Regions from separate parts of the Mus musculus genome. Here regions 2, 3 and 4 are each linked to region 1. Evidence: chromatin contacts called from ENCODE POLR2A ChIA-PET data. All regions are on one chromosome and are shown on one strand. The core of a region is the stretch at or near the end of the contact, and the rest is flanking DNA. Distances in the headings are between cores, read along the strand shown. Region 1 holds the start of Birc6 (baculoviral IAP repeat-containing 6). Region 2 holds the start of Dpy30 (dpy-30, histone methyltransferase complex regulatory subunit). Region 3 holds the start of Ttc27 (tetratricopeptide repeat domain 27). Region 4 holds the start of Slc30a6 (solute carrier family 30 (zinc transporter), member 6).

Region 1 (5,512 bases), core at 1,342-3,841:
GCTCCTCCATTGGGGGCTCAATTCCAGTTTTATTATTACTTCTAAACCTAAACTTGTGTCTCGAACCTGTAGCCTTTGGGATCTCAGTCCTTAAAACAGTTACAAAAAGAAACAAGTTACCCTAAAGAGTGAGATTTGAGGGGCTGGTGAGATGGCTCAGCGGTTAAGATTGCTGACTGCTCTTCCAAAGGTCCTGAGTTCAAATCCCAGCAACCATATGGTGGCTCACAACCATCTGTAACAAAATCTGATGCTCTCTTCTGGAGTGTCTGAAGACAGCTACAGTGTACTTACATATAATAAATAAATAAATATTTAAAAAAAGAGTGAGATTTGAAATGTCTTTCAAGAGTGTATGCTTGCTGGGCGTGGTGGTGCATGCCTCTAATCCTAGCACTAGGGAGGCAGAGGCAGGCAGATTTCTGAGTTTGAGGCCAGCCTGGTCTATAAAGTGAGTTCCAGGACAGCAGGGCTACACAGGGAAACCCTGTCTCGGGAAAACCAAAAAAAAAAAAAAAAAAGGTTATGCATGCACTTGAGTGGCAGATGGATCTCTACAGATCTGAGGCCAGTTTAGTCTACATAGTTCCAGGACAGCCAGGGCTACATAGTGTGACCCTGTCTGGAAAACAAGCAAGCAAACAAACAAAATGTTACACAGACTAAGAGACAACTGTTGCTTAATTCTCCTTAGTAGTGTCCACTAAAGTCCACTTAGTTTAAATGTAGCATTCTAGTTTCTGGATTCCCTTACCAACAACAAGACAGTGTCTTGATTTGTATCGGCATGCTAACCAGAAGAGGTCTGATTAAAGGATAGTTTGGTCAAAAGTGATTTTAAAAACAGTTTCAAATAGTAGCCTTTAAAGTTTCTACATAATTGCTGGTGGTTTAAAGAAGGATACTCATGCCGGGTGTGGTGGCGCACTTGGGAGGCAGAGGCAGGCGGATTTCTGAGTTTGAAGCCAGCCTGGTCTACAAAGTAAGTTCCAGGATAGCCAGGGCTACACAGAGAAACCCTGTTTCGAAAGACCAAAAAAAGGATACTCATTTCTTGAGTAGTGGTATAGGGCAGTCCTAGCCTGAACAACTTCGGTCCTTTAAATAAAGACGTATTTTGAGAGGGAAGCTTGTGTAAGCAGCATGGGGTTCCAAACCAACTGCTGAATTCAACCTCTAGCTTCTGGTAGCAACAGCCTCCAAGTGCTGGGATGAAAGGCGTGGGCCACCATCACCAGGCACCAAACAATTTTTTATTGCCTCAAGTTTTTTTTTTTTGGAAAGGATCTTGTTAAATAGCGCAGGCTTGCCCAGAATTCTTAGCATTACTGTTTCAGACTGGGATTCTAGGTATGCGAGACCACACCCAGGCACCGCTACACTGTAACTACAAGTGACTGACTGACAAGTAACTGTTTCAACATAAAGTTTAAGAAAGATGTTCTTTCAAATCTAACGAAGGAGGATACTCCACTGTTACAGCAAATCTCTCCAACCCAATTATGCTCTGGCAATGAAAACACGACACAATTAGTATGAATACATGCTGTGCGCCTAGATTGGGCAGATCTACAACCACTACACTACCATCTTCCACATCTATGAGACCACTTAGAACTTGCGTTTTCTCCAGGCCATGTTCTTCTGTTCTGCTTTTCTTCTTCCTCCTCCTCTGCCTTCTCTGTCTCAAACCTCCTTCCTTTCTTTCCACTCCACTTTCCCTTTCTCTGCCCAATCATCAGCTTTCCTTTATTTTACAAATTAAGGTGGGAAGGTTTACAAGAAATCACCTAAGTGCTGACTCATTCCTTGTTCACAACTCCTCACAGGAGAACAGAATTGACATCAAATATAATTAGCCCCAGGGCAATCCACAACACCCCACCAAAAATCATGTAAATCCTTTGCAATGAGCTACACTAGGCTGACCTGTAATGTGTCCAGCACCTCATTAATGAGCATGTCTGTTTATTAAAAGATTTGGAACTATCGCTTCTCAGTCTTCTAAGATCAAGTGTAAAAAAAATCTGAAACTAGGGCAGGCGTCGTAAAAAAAAAATCAGGTTCAGTTCCAATGAAGAGGCTTGTCAGAGTGTGCAATGATAGAGGCCTACTTCCGGATCTCGCCTCCACCCCGCAACGCCCTCCTCCTCTGCCCCGTGCTGGGAACCGCTGGGAATCAGCCGCCCTGGCCACGAAGGGGCCTCTGGGCGTACCAGACAAGTCGCGCGGGCTCGGGTTTGCCTAGCGGAAATGCACAGGGCCCAGCACCACCCTCCCTGCCACGCGCAGGGCGGAACTCCCGCCGATACCACTCCCGGGGCTCGAAGGAAGAAACTGGGACGTTGAGGACGCAGGGCTGGCTGGAGCAGCAGCGCGTGGCACGCGCCTAGTCCTACCACGCATGCTCCGCGCTTGAAAAAAAAAAGTTTCAGCCCCGCCCCCTTCTTCTTCTGAGGCCCGCCTACCGGGCCCTGGGAGCTCTTCTGCGCATGCTTACTAGGCCAGGTCCCGCCCCTGCCCCGCCTTTTCTGTGCCTTCGGAAGTTCCTTATTAGCTTCCCTCTGCTCTGGCTAGATCGGCACTCCCGCGCATGCTCCACCCCCTGGGCTCCGGCCCCTCCTTTGGTGCGGCCCTCTCTCCCCTCCCCCGCCAGCCTGCGAGCTCGCTTGGCCTGGCCGGCCTGGCGGGCGACGTTCCCTGTGCGTGCAGGCGCTTGACTTCACTTCCGGCTAACGCGCTCCGCTTTGCCCCCTGGCCCCGGATGGTGACTGGCTGTGGTGCTGCACCTCCCGGGACTGTCACTGAGCGGCTTCCCAGTGTGATTGTGCTGAGCGCAGGCCGGAAGATGGCGGCTGCGGCTGCGGAGGCCTCGGGCCCGAGCTGCTCCTCCGCGGCGGCGGCGGCAGGGGCGGGGGCGGCCGGGGTCTCCGAGTGGCTGGTGCTGCGGGATGGCTGCATGCGCTGCGACGCCGACGGGCTGCACAGCCTCTCCTACCACCCGGCGCTTAACGCCATCCTGGCCGTCACCAGCCGCGGGACCATCAAAGTCATCGACGGCACGTCCGGGGCCACCCTTCAGGCCTCGGCGCTCAGCGGTGAGCGCGGCACGCCGGGCGGGGGCTGGGCTGGGCCGGCCGCGGGCGGAGACGGGTTGTGGGGATGCTGGTGGAGGAAGCCTCCCAGCCTCCGGGATCGGGATCGGCCTCGGAGGGACAGCGTGGAGCGGGAGGGTCGGAGAGGCCCGGAAGCTACGGCCGAGGACCTTCGGACTCGGAAAGCAGCAGCTTTTGGGGACGGGAACTCGGTTTGGCGGGGTGCGCTGCGAGTTGCTTTTCGGGCCTTTTGCATCTGAACCGGCCTGGTCCTGTGGGAGAGATGTGGAGGCCTTGGAGGTCGGTGCTGGTGAGGACCGGGCCCTCGCTGGCCTCTTGGACGAGATTTTGGGCTAGCTCCGGGCTGGACCAGAGGGAAGGGCTGGCAGTCTTGGCGGTGGCGGGAGAGATGGGTGGCCGGAGGCAAGGGGCGGGAAGCGTCCAAGCCGGCTGTCTTGCCCTCTTTTCCCGGCGAGTAGCGGCCCGCCGGTTGTCGTCTGGTCCTGTAGGTGCGGGGACCTCCGAGGGTTGCGCTTTCGCACAGGGGGCGGGCTGGAGTGGGCACTGGGATGGGGAGGTCAGTAGGAGAGGGAAGGCCAGCTGCCTGAACTGTGCTTGCTGGACTATGGGACTCGCAGAGTGCAAAAAAAAAAAAAAAAAAAAAAAAGAAAAAAAAAAGGTTAGTATCGGTCCTCTAGCTCTGAGTGCTCCCTCCTTCCAGTGTCAAGAAGCCTAGGCCCCTTGTAATTAGGTGGAACTTCAAGCCCTTTCAACTTGTTTTAGCATAGAGAGCTAGAGATTGGTAGTTGTAAGTATGTCTGGGTCTCCTCCACCTTGGAAGGAGAGCACTTGGGTGGTGGAGACGTTGGTTCACATATTGGACTTTCAGGATGTACCAGGTCAAAGCTCGTTCAGTGGACATACTGGAGTGTTTTGGGATAGCCCTAGCTAAGTTATTTGCTGAGATGACATTTCATTTGTGGATGAATGGTGTCTTAATTTTGGCGTTAAAGGTTAAAATTTAGAATTTGATGTATTAGTGGGTTTTAAACTCATGCACAGAGATAAATTGTATCGAAGTGCACTTAGCCAAATGGAAGTAATTATGTGTTCTACCAATTCACCTTGTGTTATTTTACACAGACATACACGAATAAGTTTACTGTGTGAGTAATGTCATAAGATTAAATGGCAGTATAGGAATACAAAGATGAAATTAGAGATGTTAATTTTTGTTGACTTATGAAAGAACTGGTTATGTATAGTTACAGCATGTAAACCTGTAATATATTTAAGAGATGCCTAAGAGAAAGTTTTTGGTGGTGGTAGGCTTGTAAATTTCCCTTTTCTTGGCTTAGGTAAATGACAATACCGATGGTCCAGATGCAGCAGCAATGCTTGCTTACTGCAACTGGACATAACAGGTTGTCAGCTGTGTCTGAGAGGGAGATGTTCATGAACAGGTGACTCTTTAATGGAAAGGAATTAAAAATAATGGTCCTGTAGTCCCCTACTTGCCATAAGAAATAAAAACATTGCAAATACACAGGGTAAACCCCTGGCTCCTGAGTTACATTTCACTGACTCTATTCTTCCTTTCCCCTGAGTTAAATGTGGTCGTGTCACTTTCATACATGTTATACTTTTAACCAATTACCCAATAGTTTCATGATTTCTAATTTAGGACGAGTGGTGTCTTTTTCTTTCATTGGTTGGTTTTGTTTTTGTTTTTAGACAGGAAATTATGTTTGATGGCTGGCCTCAAACAGGAGCTCCACCTACATCTGTCCCCAAAGTGTTAGGCTTAAGAGAGTGAGCCAGTACTCCAGGCTTGGATTTGTTTTCCTTTATTTTATTTGTATTTGTGTATATGAGTGTGTGAGTGTTTGACATGAGTGTGCAGGCGTCCATAGAAGTAGGAAGAGTGTATGGGTCCCCTGGAGCTTGTGAGTGTCTGACCTGAGTGTTTGGACTGGAGCTCCGATTCTCTGGGAAAGCAGCAAACTCTTCAAGGATGAGTCCTTTGTCCAGCCTGAGTGTTAGCATTTCTACAAAAAGTTTTATTAACAAGAGTGCAGGAGTTGCAGGGCGTGGTGGTCCAAGCCTTTAATCCCAGCACTTGGGAGTCAGAGGCAGGTGGATTTCTGAGTTTAAGGCCAGCTTGGTCTACAAAGTGAGTTCCAGGACAGTCAGGGCTATACAGAGAAACCCTGTCTCGCAAAAACCAAAAAAAGAAAGAAAGAAAGAGTACAGGAGTTTTAAATAGTTTAATTGGGATGTTTTTGTGTCTGCAGGCCATGTTCTAGAACAATATGTACATCTATGTTTATTTAAATGGTTTTATATTTACCTGCTGTATACAGGAAGGAAATGTTCACCTTAGTGTTAAAGGAGGAAGGTTGAAGGTGTATGATATG
Region 2 (5,512 bases), core at 1,873-4,372, 210 kb before region 1:
CAGAGGCTTAGACATGCCTGCCTGGTATATAAACCTGGTCAAAAGCCTAGCCTTAGGGGGTCACCTGCTACTGTTGCTTCCCTAAAACAGTAGTCAAACTGCCTAAATGTTTCTGCTTCTACCCACAGGTTAGTGCTGCTCTCAGCCTTGGGCAGAGAAGACTCTTTCTGTTGTGGTCACCAGGAAAGAGAGGCTCAGAATGGGTCGAAGTGCTTGCCAGTACTCAGCTCTAAGTATCTAAATGGAACTTGTATGCAGTGTTCCCCGCTACGGCTCAGGGAACACTGCCCAACATGAAGCAGAAGACCCGGTGTATGGAAGGGTTGCTGTCTTCTGCCAGAAGCCTGGGTGTTAGGCTTTGACTCACTGCTGCTACAGTTACTGCCCAAGATCAGTCAAGCACTCCAGCAGGCAGCACTAACTGGACTCACTGAGTTTCAATAAGTTAGGAAATGAAAGGGAACGCACTTGGGGACTTGGGGGTGTACAGGTGAACGACAGGGGGAAGCTGGGAATCGATATGATCAAGATATACTGCACACACGTGTGGAACTGTCAAAGAATAAATCAGGATCTAAAATAAATCAAGATAGAGGAAAGTATGGACAAATAAATCTGACAAAAATGTTCAAACAAGGGCTACAATTTCCCCAAATTTCATGAAACACTAAACCAAGTCCATGAATCCATTCAAAAATAAAGGAACACTAGGACGGGTTGGAGGTGGGATATAGCTCAGCAGCAGAGCGTAGGCCAAGCGTATACAAAAGCCTGGGTTCAATCCACACCACGAATAAACAAGTGCACCTCGACTCACACACAGCACACCTACAGACATACATAAGACCACACATACACAAGGTGTAAAACGTGTAACTGTGTGAAAAGGTTAGAGAGATGGCTTGGGGAATTAGATAAGTTGTTCTGCAAGCAAGCATAAGGACCTGAGTTCAAATCCCGGGCCCAAATGTAAAAAGCTAGGCACTTAAAAACTATAGACAGGACTGGAGAGAAGGCTCAGCAGTTAGAAGCACTGACTGCTCTTGCAGAAGACCAGCGCTTGGTTCCCACCACCCGCGGGGTAGTTCACCAATTGTCTCAAACTCCAATTCCAGGGAGGATCTGGCACACTCTTCTGGCCTCTGTGGGCACCAGGCAGGCACATGGGGCACACATACGGATGCAGGCACAATAACCAAGCACATAAAATGAATTTCAAAAGCCTAAGAAATATAAATAAGAATATAGACAGCCAAAGCTGGAGTTGGGGGAGGGGGTGTGTGTGTGGTTAAGAACACCAGTATAGCAGCAGGAGAGTGCTTGAAGTCAGCCTGGTCTACAGAGTAAGTTCTAGGACATCCAGGGCTACATAGAAAAACCCTGTCTCAGAGAGAGAGAGAGAGAAAGAGAAAGAGAGAGAGAGAGAGAGAGAGAGAGAGAGAGAGATCCTCATTCAATCCCCAGCATACATGGTAGCTCACAACTGTCTGTAGCTCAAGTTCCGGCCTTCTGATGTACATATATACCCAGGCAGAACACCCATAAAGCAGTAAAAAGAAATATATAAACCGGGTTCGGTGCACACACCTTTACTCCCAACACCAAGAGGTGGAGGCTGGTGAATCTCGGTAAATTCAAGGCCAGCATGATCTACATAGTGAGTTCCAGGACAGCCAGAGCTAATGACACCCTATCTCAGGGGGAAAAAAATAGAAAAAATAAAAAAATATATATACATACATATAAACACACAAACACAGAGAGGAGGGAGGGAGGGAGAGAGAGACAGAAAAAGAGACAGAGAGAAGCAAAGAGAGACAGAGAGAGATCACACAAATATAAATACAATGCAATCCTTTTGTAAGAGTCAGTTCTAGGTCAGGCAGGACTGCTCAGTGTGTAAGGAGCTTGCTACCCCCACATCTAACCTGAGTTCCATCTCCAGAACCCACCTAAGGGTGGAAGCAAAAAACCTACTCTGTAAGGGTGCCCTCTGATCTCCACACACTAGTGCACATGCATGAGCGAGCGTGTGCATGCGCGCACACACCCACAAGTAATAATAATAATAATAATAATAAAATAAAAAAGAAAACATGTCTAAGCTTACTTTCCGCTGACCTTGAACAAGTTACTCAACTTTAAGCATTCTGGAGCTGAAGATACATTCAAATTAGCCTGGTATATATCTCACAAACAGCAAAGTGTTGAATAAATTCTAACACCTGTTTGTACAACTTCTTGGAAACGTGGTCCTGCCCTTTTTTTTTTTTTTTTTTTTTTAAACCAGAACTTAATCCCTCGAGTCTCCCATTCACACACAAATTTTCTCCGGGAAGCCTCCATTTTCCTAACCAAACCTTCCCAGCTCTGGTTCCGGGATCATCTAATCTTTCATTTACAAAGTACCTTTATTTTTAGCCAAGTATTAGCATGCTAGTAAAAAGAAGCCACTTATAATCTGATACTACGGAGAGATCGCGGCAGCAAAGAGTTCCCTCGTGCAGAGTAGCCTAGTAAACCGATCCTAAGTTTTCTCCAGCTCTCAAGAGACCCATAGATGCATGCGGCAGAGAAACTGAGCGAGTTACCTCAACGCTGTCTGTGAGCCCGTACTCAGAGTGAGGGTTTTCTGCAACCTAGAAAACAAAATACAGTCACAGAGAGAGACATCCGCCCGTCCCGCGCTGCCTCCCCGCACACCGCCACCCTGAACCCAGGGCCTCCTGGTACCTGTGTCTGTCCCTCCAGCATCTGCTCCGACTCCATGGCGGACCCTGCAAACCGCAATCAACCGGATACCAGTCTTGCAAAACAAGAAGAGCCGCGAGTTAGTTACCCGGGAGATTTCAAGTGGAAGACGCCAGGACCCGGTGCGGTGCAGCCCAGCCCGGGACCCCGCCCCTCACCCCCGCGGGCAGCAGACGCGCGGGCTGGGTCGGGCCACCGACTGGCCGTCCTCGTCGCATCGCGAGGCTCGGAGGTCGTCCCAAGGATGTAGCGGTGGGAGGAGGAGGACAGGGAAGCTGATTACCCGCGCCAAGGCTGTCGGTTCCTAAGTGCCCTGCACGGCGCCACCGACTCACAGCGCGAACCGCTTCGGCCGTAAGTGAGGGACGTCGCGCTGCCGCCGCGCCTGCGCAGAGCGGCCCCGCGGGCAGAAGTGCCCGAGCCCGCCTAAGTGGGCCTACGCCTCTGCGGTGCGCGGGGTGCCTGGCCACCTGCCGGCTCCACCCTGCCGTAGATCTTTCTCCTTTAGACAGTCCTTCGTGGCACCTGGAAGTGACGGTCCCCGAGGAACCGAGGCCACTCACTTGCTGAGCGATTCTTGCTCAGGCTTTACTAGGGGCTAGAGGGCATCCAGCGGTTGATTACTTGGCTAATCTTACAGGCGACTTAGGTTTGGTCTCCACCGCCCACATGGTGGCTCACAACTATCCCTAACTCCGGTTCCGGGGAGCTGACTCTCTCTTTTTATCTACGCAGGCACGAGGCACGCGTGTGCTCCGCGCACATTCAGGCAAAACACGCATATATACGTATACATACACACATATATAATTTTTTTAAGGCCAAAGGGAAACAAGGAGGAGTGTTTGGGAATTCTTGGGCGGCTTTTATTCAAGCCCTGCAGTCTATGAGGATACCACGTTCACACTATTCTACATTTATGTCTAGATTAGTTTTTTTTTTTTTTTTTAATTACTTTCCAGGGATAAGGAGTTCAGCTCATGGTCGAGCGCTTTCCTGGGATAACCAAGGATCTTGGTTCAATTTCTACAGAAGAAATGGCTTTCCAGACTGTAGTATTATGGATTCCAACCTGGGTTGTGTTTGCTTGTTTTTACATTTTAAAGCCAGGTGTCTGAAATCCCAGCATTTGGCTGACTGAGGTAAAGAGGGTCAAACGCCAGCCAGAGCTTCCTGAACGGGAGTTCCAGGAGAGCCTGCTTTCCTGTAATTATTGTAACTGTTGATGGATTAGGATTTCAAGGGTATGGAGAGGTTGGAATGCTGCAAATCTAGAGACACTAGTTAGTTGTCTTGAACCTAGTTAGCTCCCTAAATAGCCTTTAATACCCACCTCTGTCAGGGACCTAACTTCTTTACTAATACTTCTTACTAGTGAGTTTCTTGGAATGTTCAGACTCCTAGCTAACACCAAAATGTTTCCAAAAAGCCTTCAGTTGGCAGGGCAGTGGTGCTGCATGCCTTTAATCCCAGCATTTGGGAGGCAGAGGCAGGTGGATTTCTGAGTTAGAGGCCAGCCTGGTCTACAGAGTGAGTTCCAGGACAGCCAGGGATACACAGAGAAACCCTGTCTCAAGAAAAAGAAGGAGAGGGGGAGGGGGAGAAGAAGAAAAGAAGAAGAAGAAGAAGAAGAAGAAGAAGAAGAAGAAGAAGAAGAAGCCTTCAGCTGTCCCTACAATGATTATAGCTAAGATTTCCAGACTTTCCTACAACCCACACACCTAATGTACTTGAAAAGAGCTTTTGTGCTTGGTGTGGTGGTGAGAAAAGAGATGGTTTAGTCACTTTAAAAACAAAAACAAAAACAAAAACTTACTGCTCTTCCAGAGTTCAGTTCCCAGGCACACACCAGAAGTCCAACAACCACCCAGAACTCCCGAGATCTGACACCGTCTTCTGGCCTCTGTGAGCACTTGAACTCACTTGCACTTACACAGAAATGTGGTATATATACGAATACATAACTAAAAATAAACCTTAAAATGTACAATCTGCTTCCTACCTACAAGTTATAGATGTTAAGTAATAGCTTTGGGTTTTGAGAAACTAAGCTCTGCTGGGCAATAAAGAATTGTTGGGCCCCAGCCTGACCATTCAGTATGCCTGGTATCAAAAGCAAACTGCCTGACTTCAAACCACAAAGCAGCGCTGTACCTTCCCAATGGTACAACATGTAGTGTAGGTGCACACACAAGTCCCCAGCCCCTCTAAATGCCCACAGCCTTCATCCCACAGGAAAACGTGGGGCCCTCAATGCTCTACTGAAGCAGTCTAAGCCTGTTGAGAGTCTGTCTGCCTGTCTGCCAGTCTCCTTTTTATTTTATATTTTTTAAGACATATTTATTTATTGTATATAAGTACACTGTAGCTGTTTTCAGGCACCCCAGAAGAGGGCATTAGATCTCATTACAGATAGTTGTGAGCCACCACGTGGTTGCTAAGATTTGAACCAGTCAGTGTTCTTTTTTTTTTTTTAAAGATTTATTTATTTATTATATGTAAGTACACTGTAGCTATCTTCAGACACTCCAGAAGAGGGAGTCAGATCTTGTTACAGATGGTTGTGAGCCACCATGTGGTTGCTGGGATTTGAACTTCAGACCTTCGGAAGAGCAGTCGGGTGCTCTTACCCACTGAGCCATCTCACCAGCCCCAGTCAGTGTTCTTAACCGCTGAGCCATCTCTCCAGTCCCTGCCTCCTCCTTCTTAAAACAAATGGCAAACAACAGGGAAAATTGGAATGCTTTGAATACAGAGCATT
Region 3 (5,512 bases), core at 2,248-4,747, 190 kb after region 1:
TCTGTGTTGTGTGTGTTGCTGTCCTTCTAGGTCTCCTCCTTGAGTCCTGCCTTTCATGTGGAAGCTTCCATTACTCAGATCAGCTCTTTATTCATTTTGGTGGAGTGCTTGCTGCTCTTCCAGAGGACCTAGATTCAGTTTCTATGACGGGCAGCTCCTAACCTCCTGTGACTTCAGGGGACACAATGCCCTCTTTTAATCTTCATGGGCACCAGCACACACATGGCAGACATTCACACAGACACACATAGACATAGATTTTTTTTTTATAAAGAATTATCAAGGACCAGAGAGATGGTTCGGCATCAGGTAAAGGTGCCTGCTGGCAAGCCTGATTACCTGAGTTCAATCTCTGGGACCTACGTGGTGGATGGAGTGACGTGACTCCTGGAAGTTGTCCTTTGCTATGGGTGTGTTCAATGCTTTAAAAAAAAAAAAAGAACAACCTCCATGACATTGGGCAAAGACATACCTCGTTGTCAATGGTGTTGATCTTGTACTGGCTTGGTGGCCAAAGCTGTCTTATGCTAAAGACTCATAAAAATCAAATCAAGGGCTGGTGAGATGGCTCAGTGGGTAAGAGCACCCGACTGCTCTTCCGAAGGTCAGGAGTTCAAATCCCAGCAACCACATGGTGGCTCACAACCATCCATAACGAGATCTGAAGCCCTCTTCTGGAGTGTCTGAAGACAGCTACAGTGTACTTACATATAATAAATAAATAAATCTTTAAAAAAAAATCAAATCAACTCAAATCCAGGCAGGGCAGTGAGGGAGGAGGATGCCAGATAGAGACCTGTGAGCCACCATGCCACCCACAGACCTGCTCTCCAGCACACAGCTCAGGCAGGACATAGACACCTGCTTGCTATCACACCACGTATCATGGATTGAGGATGTGACCCAGGGTCCAACAGTCATGTGGCCAGCCTGCAGCAGGATGTGTGAGCATGTGGTGGTCAGATGGGAGAGAAAGAGAAGTGGGGCAGTTTGAGCATTATGAAGAGAGATGGAACTGGAGACTGAGGGAGGAGAGGAACAGCCTGTTGTGAGTGGCCAGCCCTGCCACCTGGTGCCACCAGGCCCCAACCCAAGCTGCCACGGAGGGCCATGTCTGAGGCTGTGGCTACATAATGGCAGGGGTCAGTGTTGGTATCTGTGGCTCATATTACCACTAGAGAACACGGGGATGTCCCTGATTGGGGCAGCCTACTGGCACCATGAAAATGTTCAGGGTTTGTACATAGCTGGCCCTGTACCCTACTGGATGTGGTGCTCTGGAGAGCTGGCCCCATCTCTTGCTAGTGGCAGCACTTGGGAGAATGAACTCTGTACTTCACCTGGACAGCACAGCACAGCTGACCCAGGAGGCAGGGGCGTGGGTGAGCCAGCCCTGAGGGTGAGAGTGCAGGGGAGCTGGCCCAGCCACTTGTCTGCTGCAAAGTGGCATGGGTGTGGGGAAGGCCTCCCCCCCATCACTACCTGCAGGAGTTGGGAGAACTGGCCCCAGGGTCATGAAAGCAAGTAAGCTGCCCCTGCCTCTTACTGGCTGCAGCACTTGGGAGAGTGGGTCCTGCACTTCTTCTGGATAGCACAGTAGTGCTGGCCCTGGTAGAGGGGGAGCAGGAGAGCCAGTCCCGAGGGCAAGAGCACTGGACAGCTGGCTCTGCCACTCATCTGAGGTAATATGAGTGTAGGGGTGATACCCTCTCCTTGTCCCCTTGCAACTTGTGGTAGCAGGGAAAACTGGCCCTGGAGGCATGAGATCATGAGAGCTCTCCCTACCCCCCCCCCCACATTGGCTGAAGCACTCTGGAGAGTGGGCCCTGCATCTCACCTGGACAACACAGTGGAGCTGGCCCTGGTGGTGCCAGCCCCAAGGGTGTGAGAGCAGGAGAGCTGGCAATGAGATTATTTATAGTTAAAAGTTGTGAAGAAGAGCCAAGCAGTGTCACACACCTTTAATCCCAGCACTCAGGAGGAGGCAGAGGTAGGCATATATCTCTGAATTCAAAGCTAGCCTGGTCTACAGAGTGAGTTCCATTTCAGCCAGGGCTCTACAGAGAAACCGTATCTTGAAAAACCAAACCAACCAACCAAAGAAGTTATGAAGCTGGATTTGTTGATGAACCACCCTCCAATTTCAGTGCTTCAGCACTCCAGCACTCCCAACAGGCAGAGCTCTAAGTGTAAGTCCAGCCTGGTCTACATAGCACGTCCCAGGTCAGCAGAAGTTACTTGGTGAGACCCTACCAAAAAATCAGTGACTATATGGATTCCTTATTTCAGGTAACAATGTTGTGTCATATAATATTGTAACTCACCCACTCTATTCCAGGGTCTTGATCAAAAGACCTCCTTCTCACTAGAAATGCCCAGGAGCACAGGGGAGTGTTGTATAATGTCAGGTGAAGGACAGTCCTTAGTACTGTCTTAATTTTACCTTGGGCTGCACAGGCTGTTTTTCTACAGTGAAGCAGAGTGAGAAAGAAAACATTTATTCTCTTAAAAAAAAAAAAAAAAGAGGCAAACAGCCAACTCTCTGCTCAGCAGCTGCCACACTTGTGGGAGGATATATTTCCTTGCAGGTTTTTTTCCACGTCAGCAAAGTGTTCTGGGTTCTATCGACTGAATTGCAGAAACTTCCAGGCTCTTGCCAGGTTTATGTGATGACAGTATCAAAACCAGACCTTTCTCCCCTTTTAAAGAAATTATTCTTTTTTTTTTCTAGTTTGTTTTTGTTTTTGTTTTCTGAGACAAGGTCTCTCTCTGTCGCCTTGGGTGTCCTGGAACTAGCTCTGTATACCAGGCTGTCCTTGAACTCAAGGATCCACCTGCCTTTGCTCCAGAGTGCTGGGATTAAAGACATGTACCACCGCCGCCTTTATTTTATGAGTATTTTTTGCTTGCAGCTATGTTTGTGTACCATTTATGGGTCTTGTGCCTGGGAGGCTAGAGGACGGTAACCGATGTTCTGGAGTTACAGGCCATTATGAACCACCTTGTGGGTGCTGGGAATAGAACTTTGTCCTCTGTTGAGCCATTTCTCCAGGTGGCTAGCTTGGAACTAAGGGCGAAGCTCAGGCTGGCCTTTAAGTTGCAACTATCCTGCATCATCCTCCTCCGTGCTAAGATTACACTTCGAGTTTGGTTTTCTTGCACTTTGAATCATCCAAATTATAGCCTATGCCGAGGAAGTTCGTTCTAGCCTGGGGCTCAAGGGCTCCATTAGAAGTAACTTCTACAGCCTGCGCTCCGTCTGTTGGGGAGAAAAGGCTCGAGTTATTAACCTCCAAGGACTTAACTTTGCCTCAGGTAGTCGCATGTTCCAAAGCAGGATTGCGTTCAACTGTCTCCACTAGCAACAACTCCCGGTTACTGCGACCGGCTGACCGACCCACCCAACTCTTTTCCACTACTCAGTCTGCGCATGCTCACAACCGAGTCTCCGATTGGTCGTCTAGAAGGAAGCTGCTCCAGCGTGGGTTTGTTTTCCCATGATGCTCTGCGTTGCTGTCATGGCTGCCTCCATGCATGTATAATCTCACATGGGAGTCTAAGTTTGTGAGCGCTATCCGTCGTAACAAGACGCCGGCGACTTTGGACCCTCCTCCTCTCGTTTTTCTCCTCCTTAGTGGGACACTGTATCGGGTGCAGCGATGCCGGGAATGATGTGGACGCCGGAGCTGGCGCTTCTGAGGGGCTTCTCCACGGAGGCGGAGCGGCTGGTTTGGAAGCAGGAGGGCATCTGTGGTTCAGGTGAGAGCGCTGCGCACTTTAGGTTAGTGCCAGAGCTGTGAGGACAAAGGATGCCAGCCCTGGGTACATAGGAGGTGTCAAGAGTGAGGGAGTTTCGCTTGATGGTCTGCGATCTGCTCATGTGACAGAAGTTTCCGAAAGAGACGAGATGAGTTTTTTTTAATGTAGAACTGACAAGTGAAAGAGAGTTCAGCAGGAAAAAGTCAGTGTTGTAAAAATGTTGAGACCAACATGTGCCTGGGGGAAATGTGAGGGAATCATGAGAGAACAGATGTGTTTGGATTGGCTTCCTGGGGCCGGTGTGTGTGTGTGTGTGTGTGTGTGTGTGTGTGAGAATATTGACGATAGGAAGGACAACTTTCCGGTGTCAATTGGAATCTTTGTGAATTTCCTGAAGAAGGGTAGTATGCCTATCATCATCATCGTCATCATCAATCATTGTCATTGTTTGCTGTCATTGTAGGTTTTGTACTTCTAGGAGACATGATATTTGTTGGTAGAATAAAAGTATACAGCCAGTATGCTGTTTATATCTTTTGCATCTTAAAGTATCTATGTAATGGATTATCATTTATACTTAAGAAATTCTGTTGCCTTACTGGACTCATTTTTAATATTACAGATATTGGAGTTTTCTTAGAATTGCTGTTAGAAGGGAGCTATGAGGCTTTGTTCTTCCATTCAACGACACAAACTATTTTAAATTCAACAATGATGGCTGAAGAAAAGATTGACAGCTACCTGGAGAAGCAGATAGTGAATTTCCTGGATTGCTCTACAGATTTGGAAGAAATTGAAAGGTAGTATTTTATTTGAAATTTCCACAGAGAAACGTACTAGGTGGGGGCTGGAGAGGTGACTTCGTGGTTAAGAGCACTTACTGCTATTTCAGAGGACTCAAGTTCAATTCCCAGCATCCACTTGGTGGCTCACAACTGTACAACTCCAGTTCTAGGATATCCAACACTCTCTTCTAACCCATGGACACTAGGTACATGTGTAGTATATATGTATGCACCTGGGCAAAACACTCATGTAATCAAATAAATAAATGAATAAATGAATAGGCTAATATCAACTTTTATAGCACCTTGACACTGTGAGGCCCTGGTATTTAGTAGTTGTTGAAATAACTGGTCTCAAGCAATCTCTGTAAGGTCTCTGGCCCAGAAGATCTAGAATGGAAAAGGAGAGTGGTGCAGGATTAAATGAGTTTTGTATTAGAAGGACACATCCTTGGTGGTCACTGCTAATCATCCCAGTGTGAAGGTCTGATAAGTGTTAGCCATCAGCTTTTTCCTTTTATGTTGCTTGTTGGTTTTTGTTTGTTTGCTTTTTTTGTTTTGAGATAGGGTCTCGCTATGTAGCTTTGGCCTAGAACTCACTCTGTAGATCAGGCTAGCCTCGAAGTCTCAAGAGATCTATGTCCTCTGTCTCCCACAGGCTGGGATGAAAGGCATGCACTTTAAAGGGGGGGGGGTGGAGTTCATTTTCTTAAGTGGGTAGATGTACCTTGAGTCTTGCTGTTTCTAGGTTCCCGAGAGATACTTGCATTTGTGTTTATTGTGTTTGGACTGTTATTTCTGGCGAGATGAGAGAACTGCATGTGTTTATCATGGATCCCGCAGTTTAACGTTCTTCCATTAGGATGTCTGCACATGAGTCAGATCTAAGCCTTCTAGAGGCATCTGTTTTATTATTGTATGCTTGGTAACACTTCCCCTTCTCAGCTACCCATGACAGCTGGCCAAAA
Region 4 (5,512 bases), core at 1,848-4,347, 130 kb before region 1:
AAAGATAGCCCTGAGCCGCAGAATCTGTGAAGTGCAGATTTTAAGATTCCTCACCTGTATTTCATTCCTCCAGCAGATCTACATTTACAGAGGCCAAAAAAGGGCTGTCTTAAAAGTAAGACCTACAAATAACAGCCTGGGGCCTGATGGTGTAGAAATCATTATTCCTGTGGTCCTCCAGAGTGGGGCGACAGACCAGGTGCCTTGAAGAGGTCATCTACAATGATGGGCTATTTATTTAAGTATGAGCAGTCAGTCAAGAATTAGGAATGGTGAAATAGAACTGTGGGAAAAAGTCTGTATTTTTCAGTATTGGATTTCAATCTAAGGAGACCTAATAGGCCCTAGGATTTGCTTAGGGGGGTGTATGTATTTCTGCTTGTTTCCTGTGGAGCATGCCTCTGAAAAATTAGGCTGTGTTTACATTTTTCCTGTATTCCCAAGCATAGTGAATTCAGTCCAGCCTGGGCTACCTGAGACATGACCTCATTTAAAAAGATAAATTTAAATGGGTCCTAACACAAAATAGTTTGCCGACGATCTTGGACATTACTGTTGTGTAAGTCAATCCGTACACATTCTAGTAAAGTCATGATTCAGATTTTATATTGCCATATGTTATATGTTGCCACCTTTTAAATCTCAAAATACACATTTTCTTTTGTAGTTTAGTGTTTGGTTTTGAGTGTTTTGTTTCCTTTTTAAAATATTTATTTATTTTATGTATATTAGTACACTGTTGCTCTCTTCAGACACACCAAAAAAAGGCATCGGATCCCATTACAAATGGTTGTGAGCCACCATGTGGTTGCTGGGAATTGAACTCAGGACCTCTGGAAGAGAAGTCAGTGCTCTTAACTGCTGTGCCATCTCTCCAGCCCTCTTTGTTGTTGTTGTTGTTGGTTTTTTGTTTTGTTTTTTGTTTTTGTTTTTGTTTTTGTTTTTTTGAGATAGGGTTTCGCTGTATAGCCCTGGCTATCCTGTAACTCTTGCTATCCTTGGAATCTTGTAAATCAGGCCTGCCTCAAACTCAGAAACCCTCCTGCCTTTGCCTCCCAAGTGCTGGGATTAAAGGGATGTGGTAACCAACCAGTTCAAAATACACCATTCCAATGAGATATTTTCTTTAGTTTATTCTGCCTGGAAAGCGGTATTTCCAAGAATACTTATAACTCAGAAATGACGCTCACCTTGTAGAAGCTTTTCTGAGGGACTGGAGAGATGACTCCGTGGGTAAGAGTGTTTCCTGCTCAATCCTGAGGACTGAGTTTGAATCCCAGCACCCATATTTGGTGATTTACAAAAGCCTTTTAACTTCAGCTCCAAGGCATTCTAATGCCATCTTCCGGCCGCTTCAGACACCTGAACACACAAATAAAATATTTTTACAAAACTCTGACCACTATGAATTATCTACCCTGTCAATATTTATAACATAACTCCCCCCACTTCTTTTTAAAAAACAGGGTATCACTGTGAAGTTCTGGCTGGCCTGGACCTCACAGAATTCTGCTTGCCTCTGCCTCTAGCTACTAGGACTAAAGGCATGATCCACCATACCTAGCACATTACCTTAGTTTTGACATTCTACTTACAAATAACTGAATTTTTTTTCTTCTTGCATGTGTCTCTTACTAGGATACAATTTCACTAAGATCAGTGCCTAGAAGATAAGATCTGCAAATACAATCTTTATAGGCTACAATGACTGTGCAAGAAAGAAACTGTAGAGATTTAAAACTCTGTTATGGGATAAAGCCAAGTATTTTCAGTTCAAAGTCAGCTATTCTGAGTTCCACACTAGCTTATGAAACATATAAGACTTAAGGCATGCTTCAGATTTTTAAAAATATTTTATTCTTGGACAGTTTCCTGGTATATAATAAATTTTAGTCCTTGTCTCACCCTTCCTTCTCCCCCACCCCCCACCCCCGAAAGTATTCTCCCTAAGAAATCCCTCTCTTATTGTTCTGTCTTTTTGGTACTTTACGTAGTGAAGTGTGACTTGAATTCAGTGTCCTGCCACAGCTTCCCAAGACAGGCACCATATACAAAACAGTGGACTCCAGCTACAAGTGCTTATTTTTTCCTTAAATTTGAGATGCTCTCACTAACTGGGGAGGCTGACAGTGACCTACTCTAAACCCCAAGTATGCTTGAACTGAATATTTCTACCTCAGCTACCAAATCTATAGGGTTACAGGTTTGCACCCAGTTTAGGCAATTGAACCCTTGTGTGTCATGCCTAAGGGCTCTACCACCTGGTGGTGGTGTCAGATCCTCTTAAACTGCAGTAGCCACTTGGATGACTGGAGTCAGGAAAAGCCATCACCTCTTTTCATTCATTCATTCATTCATTCATTCACTCACTCACTCACTCACTCACTCACTCACTCACTCGTTCGTTTTGGTTTTGAGACAGTTTTGCTGTGTAGTGTAGTCTTCCTGCCTCAGCCTCCAGCGTTAGAATAGTACGCAGGCGATGCTGCACCCTGACCGGTGACGTGCACCAGTAAAGTGCTCGTGGAGGCCAGAGAACAACCTTATACTTAAGGTTGACGTTCACCTGGGTTTTTGAAATCGAGTCACTAAGGATATGCCTGCCTCTGCTTTCCTGAGTGCTGAGATCAAACAGGTGTGGCCATCGTGACGGCGTAGGTTCTTGTGATTTAACTCGAATCCTTGTGTTCTTAAGCCAAGCGTTTTCTGCGACATTATTTTTAATGAAACAGTTGGGAATTTGATAAATGTATTTTTAACATAGGCTGAGTCTACCTCGAGGAGCCTGACCTCGAAATCAGCGAGACTTGCCCGGCCTTACTGTGACATTTCTTAATGTTCCTGCTTCTTCATTTTTAAAACAGGAGTATAAACTGTAATAAACTCACACTCTGGTAGAAGACTTTGAACAGACCTCAAAGTTCCTCCCAAGGTGATAAATGCCCACCCTTTCCCTGGGCGAGCAGCCCCGCCCAGAGCAGCTCTAATCCGCCCACTTCCCAGGCGGCGGAGAACAAAAAGACGGCGACCTAGGGTACATGCGCAGTCCCGCCCCCTCGCCCTGCAACCAATCGGATTCTGAAGGCCCGCCCCTTCCGCTTGAGAAATGCGACTTCTCAGAGCGTCTTCCGGCGGGAGCTGTACGGCTCCTTACCATGGTGAGTTGGCCGTGGGGTGTGCGGGATTCTTGCGGGATGTTTCCCTCCTGCTTCCTCGCTCGAGCGCCCTGCTGTACCGCAGCTGCTCGGAACCGCGTGGTCGGGCCTGCGCTGGGGTTCCCAGCGCTCGGGTTCTTGAAGGGTTCCTGCTCTGTGCCTCTACAGCTGGGAAATGCCAGATTTGCCTAATGTTAAAATTAAAGCTTCCTCTGAGAACAAGTGAACGCCATCAGCGACTTGAGGCTTGCGTGGGGCTTTCTAGGGCGTGTTCACTCGTTTGCTTTTCAGTGTTTGAATAGCTCGGCACTGAGCAGCGGCTACAGAAAGGGTTAGTGGAGCAGCTCGGGAAAGGTTCTAGTATACGCTATGGTTGTTGGAATGTCAGGTTTTTCCTAAAAATTATTGAGTTAATTATTAAGCTGAGTGTTTTGGCACATGCCTTTGGCCTACAACTCAGGAAACTGAGGCAGGAGGATTGCACTTCGAAGTTCACCCTGAGTTAAATAGAGACTCTGACCCGAAAAAAAAAAACAAAAAAACCCCATAATCTAAAACCAAACAACAAAACGCGTAAGTCAAACATAATTATCTCAGTATTCTGTAAAGGTGAACGGGTGGTTGCGTTTTCAGATGTCAGAGTGCTGACCGCCCTTTGAAACGATCACAAAAACTCATTGAGCCCTTACTGGTAACTTACATACGACAATGACATATTTGTGTTCTTACTGTTGCCACCATAAAGTTTCCTTCTTTGGAGGCCAGCCTGGTCTACAAAGTGAGTTCCAGGACAGCCAGGGCTATACAGAGAAACCCTGTCTCGAAAAAAACGAAAAACCAAAACATTAAAATATTATATATTAAAATGTCTAATGAAGATCTGTAAAAGAATTCACCGTATTCTTTTAAATTGTGTGGTTATGTGCACGTGGGTGCAGCTGTGGGAGAAAGCCAGAGACATTAGATCCCTGGAGCTGGAGTTACAGGGAGCTGTGAGCAGATGTGGATGCTAGGAGTCAAGCTTAGGTCCTCTGGAAGAACAGCCTGTGTTCTCAAGTACTGAGCCATCTCTCTGGTTCCCAGATTTTTTTTTTTTTTTAAATTTTGTGTATGGATGTTTGTCTGCCTGTTTCTTGGTGCACAAAGTACGTGTCTGGTGCCCGGGGAAGTAAAATGAGGGTGTTGAATCTCCTGGGAGTGGAGTTACAGACAACTGTGAGTGCCGTGTGGGCACAGGGAACTGAACTTGTGTCCTTTGTAAGAGCAGTGAATACTCTTGATTTGTGAATCATAGTTCTAGCCCTTGATAGGGGGAAAATCACACACAGTATTTTCATAAAATTTCAGTAATCCTTTGGGTACAGAAAATGGATAGGATAAACCAGTTGTGGTGCACGTCTTTAACCCAGCATTCTGGAAGCAGAGGCAGGTGGATCCTGAGTTTGAGGCCAGCCTGGTCTGTAGAGTGAATTCCAGGGCAGCCAGAGCTATACAGAGAAACCCTGTCTCAAAAATAAAAGTGTGTGTGTGTGTGTGTGTGTGTGTGTGTAAAATGAACAGTGACCAGACAACCTTCAGTTATTCCAACTTTAAAGAAATAAACATATACAATATACACGTTGTAGCAACAGTGAACAGCTTGCAAACTGTGTTGTTTGAATTGGACCTTTGTATCTAATTTGCATATGCTATTCCATCTGCCAGTATTATTGGTGGAGGCCAGATGTGGGTGTCAGGATGCCTCCTTAGCTGTGTTCCCTTTTTTTGTTTCCCCCAGTTATTTTGAGACATGGTCTTTGAGACATGATCTTGGCGCTTGTCTATTCTAGACTGGCTGGCCAGTAAGTTCTAGGAATCTTTAATTTTTGCCTTTCTGAGACTTGAACCTACAGCCAAATCCTCCCCCCCACAGTGGAATGTGGGGGAGGGGGAAAAACAATTTTATACTTATAAATATCTGTTTTATAAAACAGTCAACACATATATACTAACATATCATCTGCAAAAAGTGATATTTTGACTTCATCTTTTCCAATTGGAAGGAGGTTACAGAGACAAAGTTTGGAGCTGTGTCAAAAGGATGGACCATCTAGAGCCTGCCATATCCAGGGTTCCATCCCATAATCAGCATCCAAACGCTGACACCATTGCATACACTAGCAAGATTTTCCTGAAAGGACCCAGATATAGCTGTCTCTTGTGCCTAGCAAACACAGAAGTGGATGCTCACAGTCAGCTATTGGATGGATCGCAGGGCCCCCAATGGAGGAGCTAGAGAAAGTACCCAAGGAGCTAAAGGGATCTGCAACCCTATAGGTGGAACAACATTATGAACTAACCAGTACCCCGGAGCTCTT

Evidence for each region. ChIA-PET counts read pairs that join two places held with the same protein, here RNA polymerase II (POLR2A).
Region 2: POLR2A ChIA-PET joins it to region 1 with 17 read pairs in embryonic stem cell. The contact joins the promoter of Dpy30 here to the promoter of Birc6 in region 1. POLR2A ChIA-PET finds 5 or more read pairs at or near these places in 3 of 5 experiments (Patski and embryonic stem cell).
Region 3: POLR2A ChIA-PET joins it to region 1 with 13 read pairs in embryonic stem cell. The contact joins the promoter of Ttc27 here to the promoter of Birc6 in region 1. POLR2A ChIA-PET finds 5 or more read pairs at or near these places in 3 of 5 experiments (Patski and embryonic stem cell).
Region 4: POLR2A ChIA-PET joins it to region 1 with 30 read pairs in embryonic stem cell. The contact joins the promoter of Slc30a6 here to the promoter of Birc6 in region 1. POLR2A ChIA-PET finds 5 or more read pairs at or near these places in 4 of 5 experiments (Patski and embryonic stem cell).

Annotation. Positions count from the first base shown.
Region 1 is chr17:74,525,704-74,531,215 of GRCm38, forward strand. It overlaps Birc6 (baculoviral IAP repeat-containing 6), which reads left to right and starts at 2,592. Exons shown (of 73, transcript NM_007566.3): 1 at 2,592-3,098. The coding sequence starts at 2,765. Gm31645 (a long non-coding RNA gene) reads right to left here and starts at 2,497. Exons shown (of 3, transcript XR_385765.4): 1 at 1,930-2,497.
Region 2 is chr17:74,313,311-74,318,822 of GRCm38, forward strand. Dpy30 (dpy-30, histone methyltransferase complex regulatory subunit) reads right to left here and starts at 3,123. Exons shown (of 5, transcript NM_001146223.1): 1 at 3,035-3,123; 2 at 2,734-2,806; 3 at 2,592-2,639. The coding sequence starts at 2,769.
Region 3 is chr17:74,714,253-74,719,764 of GRCm38, forward strand. Ttc27 (tetratricopeptide repeat domain 27) reads left to right here and starts at 3,498. Exons shown (of 20, transcript NM_152817.4): 1 at 3,498-3,759; 2 at 4,382-4,559. The coding sequence starts at 3,660.
Region 4 is chr17:74,392,511-74,398,022 of GRCm38, forward strand. Slc30a6 (solute carrier family 30 (zinc transporter), member 6) reads left to right here and starts at 3,098. Exons shown (of 14, transcript NM_144798.6): 1 at 3,098-3,158. The coding sequence starts at 3,156.